2 separate regions of the Homo sapiens genome follow, and region 2 is linked to region 1. A link is an interaction called in ENCODE POLR2A ChIA-PET data of the cell type or tissue named here. Cell type or tissue: endothelial cell of umbilical vein. All regions are shown on one strand.

The links. ChIA-PET counts read pairs that join two places held together with the same protein. Peaks named below come from ENCODE experiments on the same cell type or tissue, not always from the same donor. Only the 100,000 strongest peaks of a DNase experiment are listed, where the experiment ranks them.
Region 2: POLR2A ChIA-PET joins it to region 1 with 8 read pairs; 5 of 35 experiments call an interaction of 5 or more read pairs at or near these places.

Annotation. Positions count from the first base shown.
Region 1 is chr14:61,515,105-61,517,604 of GRCh38, forward strand. All of the region lies in intron 10 of PRKCH (protein kinase C eta), which reads left to right. Among named protein-coding and RNA genes, the nearest start is that of PRKCH-AS2, 29 kb to the right of the region's middle. In endothelial cell of umbilical vein, no CTCF peak of the experiment used is centred here; a DNase peak (open chromatin) is centred at 1,207; H3K27ac peaks cover 380 bases.
Region 2 is chr14:61,261,976-61,264,475 of GRCh38, forward strand. It overlaps a transcript of PRKCH not described here. Among named protein-coding and RNA genes, the nearest start is that of TMEM30B, 18 kb to the right of the region's middle. In endothelial cell of umbilical vein, no CTCF peak of the experiment used is centred here; no DNase peak of the experiment used is centred here; H3K27me3 peaks cover 338 bases.

The sequences.
Region 1 (2,500 bases):
TTATCACACCACTGAGTGTCAAACCAGCATCTGCTGTTGGGTATGGGTCCTAAGCAATAGACAGGGAGGGGGTGAAGAACAAGGACTGGCTGTACAGTTGAATTTTATTTGATTACGTTGTGAAGTACAGATACTGTTTCACTTCCTGGGAATTTTGTGTTTTATTTCTGGAGATTTGAAATTCTCCAGAATGGAAATAAAGTTCTCCAGCCACTGTGGTGGTGTGGATGGCAACAGGGTTCAGTGACTTCCCTTATCCTCGTTCAACTTATTCTACCTAGCAGAACCAGTCACCTGTGGTGAATTCAGTGGCGTTTGACAGTCTAGGATGAACCGAATGAACCTCAACTTAAACCAGCTTTTTGTCATTGTACTGACCTGGGCACTTGACACTAAACAGAGATCTTAATTCCTGTATCTTCATGCATCAGAATTTGGTCTTAGTGGAGATGTCAATAGACGACGGTGTTGTGGCTGGTTGGGTTTAACCAGTTCTGGAGGCATTTTGCTCGTTGCCCAAGGTACTGGTGCCAGACCATGTCACTGTATGACCCATCTGGCTTTGGCTCCTGGCTCTATTACCCAGAGAGCAGTTTATAAGCCAGATGTGTCACTTAATAGTAGGCATACCTGCCCAAAATGCAAAAGCTTACAGTAGTTATCTAGAATTTACGAAGCTTGTTTTTACTCTTTATCAGTGTTGATTCTTATAAAAATCATGACAGTAGGCCATGTAGATATTATCTTTCTTGTTGATGAATAAATAATAGCCAAGGGCTCTACAGCACTTAATGCATTCCAGGCGCTATGCTAAACCTAATTCACATTAAGTAACTCATCATTTCTATGAGGCAGGAACTGTTGTTATCTACATTTCTTGATGAGGAAATAAGCCCAGAGTGGTTAAGTAACTTGCCCAAGATCACACAGCTAGTAAAACTAAAACTAAACTCGGCTAATCAGGCTCTAAAGTCTGTGCCCGTAGCCTCACAATATGCTGCCCATTGAAATCAGACAGACAGATGAGATGTGGTATGACCTCCCCAAGCCACTTGGGTAGGGGAGGGAAGCAGATTGAGGGAGGCAACTGTAAAAGCATGGTTGGGAAGTTGTCCTTGGCTCATCTCTCTATATGGCACAGGGCTCCAAACTGAAATAGCCACTATTGGGTCAAGATTAGTCCAGCATTTAGGCAAGAAGAATGTTAGTCCAGTCATCTGCTACTTTTGCTAGCATGTATGGTGGTGACACTTTTTAAACTAAAAGTAACACACATAGGCTAAAAAATAAATTTTTCCTGGTTTTTGAATTCTGTTTACTTTTAAGATCTTAGGAAGTTATAATGACTCACACTTGCACATTTAATAATGACTTTTATTAAGAATGCTATGACACAAAATTAGAAACATTCTTCAGACAGTGTCTCCACGTGTAAGTACTTAAAGAAAACAACTAAATGGCTATTTGGGAAAACTGGGCCCTTTGGTTGCAAAACCAAGTGCTGGGGCCGGAGTGAGTGCTCAAGAAGTACCAGTGAGTTCTCCCAAGGGAAATTTCTTAGGGGAAAATGTGATGTCTTTTGCACATGTTACTATGATGTGAGTCCAGTATTGGTAGGAAATCAGTAAAATTCCCTGAACTTTACTGTGTGTGTTGCCGTCTTGTGTCTAGCCCGTGATTGACATTCTAGAGATAATATGAGAAATATTCCAGACCTGACCTTAGAGTTTGTAATCCAGTTGGGAGAAACAAAGCCTTTTATGCAAAACATAATTAGAGAACCAAGCAATATCATCTATAATCTAAAAGTAAAATGTGAGGTATGTTTTTAATTCCAAGAGCCTGTGAGTGGTTCTGAAGTGCAAGTGTCTTCTTGTGTTTTTCAGAGGTTTGTGTTTAGATGGCTCAGGTTTAATCTCTAATGGGGATAGCAGGGAACCAGATGAGACCTGCTGAGGTGGCCACAGTACTGATTCTAGTGGGCAGGCTGCCTCCCCTCTGATACTGTGTAAGGCATTACTAATGCTGGCAACAGTTTGCATATAGCCAATTGCCAAAAGCAGCCTGCACATCCCTCCTGAGGCTGGTCCCGTAAATTCTTCTCTTTCCTGTCGTAAAGCATTCCTCATCACCACCTCCCTTTTCACACTTTATGCAAGGCCGTGCACTGGGACAGCAAATGGCTGCAACTTTCACTGCTTGCTTTTCCCAAGTCGAAGAAAAGTTCCAACGCTGGCAAAGCAAGGACATTGCTATTTTCTGACAATCGAATGTCTTCGAGGAACTAGCTTCAGTGCTGATAGGGTCTGTGTTCCTCTAGTAAGAATAGCACTGTTTCCATTAGAGGGGACCAGGATGGGTAGACAGGCTAAGACGTCTGATTACTCTTTGCTCTGTGTATTTGTATGACAGCTCGGGTGTCTGGCTTACCTTCCTGAGGATGAGAGCCATAGCATTATCCATTTAATAACAGCCACAGTGACAGTGCTGATAATGGCTA
Region 2 (2,500 bases), 250 kb before region 1:
CTTTGGGAGGCCGAGGCGGGCAAATCACGAGGTCAGGAGTTCATGACCAGCCTGGCCAACATGGTGAAACCCCATCTCTACTAAAAATACAAAAAATTAGCTGGGCGTAGTGGTGGGCACCTTTAATCCCAGCTACTTGGGAGGCGGAGGCAGGAGAATTGCTTGAACCTGGGAAGTGGAGGTTGCAGTGAGCCAAGATCGGCACCACTGCACTCCAGCTCAGTGACAGAGTGAGACTCTGTATAAAAAAAAAAAAAGAATATTCAGAGCAGCATTACTCATAATAGCTCCAAACTGGAAACAGCCCAGACGTCCATTCATAGTAGAAAGGAAGGATAATCAAGTTGCATATTCATACAACAAAACACTACTCAGCAATAAAAAGGAATGAACTACAGATACACAGTATGATAGAGAATCTCAAAAGCATTGCGGGGATCAAAAGAAGCTGGATATAAAAGAATACAAGCAGTATGATTCATTTATATGAAGTCTACAAATGGGCAAAATTAATCTATAGTGAGAGATGTCAGAAGTCAGAAAGAAGTCACCTTTGGCAAAGGGATAATTGAGTGGGAAGGGGCACAAAGAAACTTTTTGGGATGATGGGAATAGTCTATATCTTGTTTTGAATCATGGTTACGTTTGTGAATACAGCGGACAAAATGCATGGAGCTGAACACCTAAGATCTGTACATGGCATTGTATGTAAATCATGTCTCAAGGTTTTTAAAAATTGAAAAGTGAAGGATTTTTCTAAACCCAGATGATGCAACAGAAAAAAAAAATGAGGAAATCAAAAAATAGGGAAAATGGGGGGAAGTGGATGATGCCGGGGAAAGCCAAATTAATTAAGGATAAGGATACATATGAATGTATGTAGAAATACCCAGCCATTTACCTAAGATTTTCTCGAGTGCTTACTAAGGGCCTGATACTGTGCTAATCACTTTAATATACATTATCTCATTTAGTCTTCTTTTTCTTTGACCCTCCAGTACACAGAATTGGATTAATCATATTCCTTGGTTCATGACATATTCTCATCATTGGTCCATTTGTAGCTAGTTTGCTAGTTTTATTTAGTTGACTACTTATTTTTATTCATTATATGTGTTCACGAGCCTGCCGCTCCATCACAAACTAGCACCTTGACTATAACCAGTTATCTCCCTATTTGATCCTCTCTCCCTCCCATTCTCCCTTATTCCCTCTCATTCAAAGCAGTCATCACCCTGGACCTTGTGTTTATCATTCTTTTTCTTTTTTGCACATGATTCTACTGCTGCTGTATGAACTCATAAACATATAGACTTCAATGTTATTTAGCTTTACCTTTATGAAAAAATGTGCTATACATAATCTTTGGAGATTTATTTTTTCCTTTAATATTATATTGCTAAGATTCATTTATGTTATTGTGTGTTTGTGTATCATTTAATCTTTACTACAACCTTGTAAAATTGGTATTACTATCCACATTTATGGAAGATAAAGTTGAGGCTCAGAGAAGTTGATTAATATGCCTAAGGACACACAGCTAGGAAGGGGCAGAGGCAAGATTCAAAGCTGAATCTCTTAACCAATATACTACACTGCCTTCTCAATTCTATTGCCAATTATCTATAGCCATATCTCTATCTATACCTATTTGTATCCATATCCATTGCTGTACATATTTATATATAAGCATAAATGTCTCCAGGTAGTGGAATACAAAATAATCAGCCAAGTTCATCTAATAATTTATGGGTTGTTATACCCCGATAGAGAAATACAAACACAAGCCCATAACTTCAAGGGTCAAGTCCTCTAAAATTTAGAATATACGAGCAGGTAATGTCTAAGGAAAAGCATCTGAAGTCAGAGTATTGTGTGTGTGTGTGTGTGTGTGTGTGTGTGTGTGTGTGTGTGTGTGTGTATGTGTGTGTACGCACGTGCATGTGCAGTTTCTGGAAAGTGTCTAAGAACAACATCCTTATTTTATTTAATCTCATATGCCAAAAGGGCAAATACATGGGCATTGTTTAACTGAGTCCTTGCTCTGCACCTTATAACTGTATACCAGAGGCCGTGGAAACTGGATCGCCCTCTCAGGATGCCATTATAGCCAAGCAGAATCTCATTAAAAATCAATTCCTCGGGTCCATAAAGCCAGTTTATTTTATCTTCCTGGAGTGCCTGCTGCTAGCAGTTACACAGTTTCATTGTGTGGCAGTCTTGTCTGTTAAGAACATTGCACAAAACGGCTATTTAAAGATTTTCCATTTTTATGTTAAACTTTATAATTTTACAGTAGTTTAAGTTTACAGGGTTTGCTTTTCAAGCTTAGGGTATCTTGTTACATGGGTTGGAAGTAGCATTGCCAGTCCTAAGGTTCCACTAATTAAATATTTGCCTTTATAAACTAGATGTTGTCCAATGTGAGTGTGCAGATTTAATTGGGCAGCAGAGCTCCAGATCTAAGAAAGCCTGATTTGGCCACTTTCAGCAATTTCTC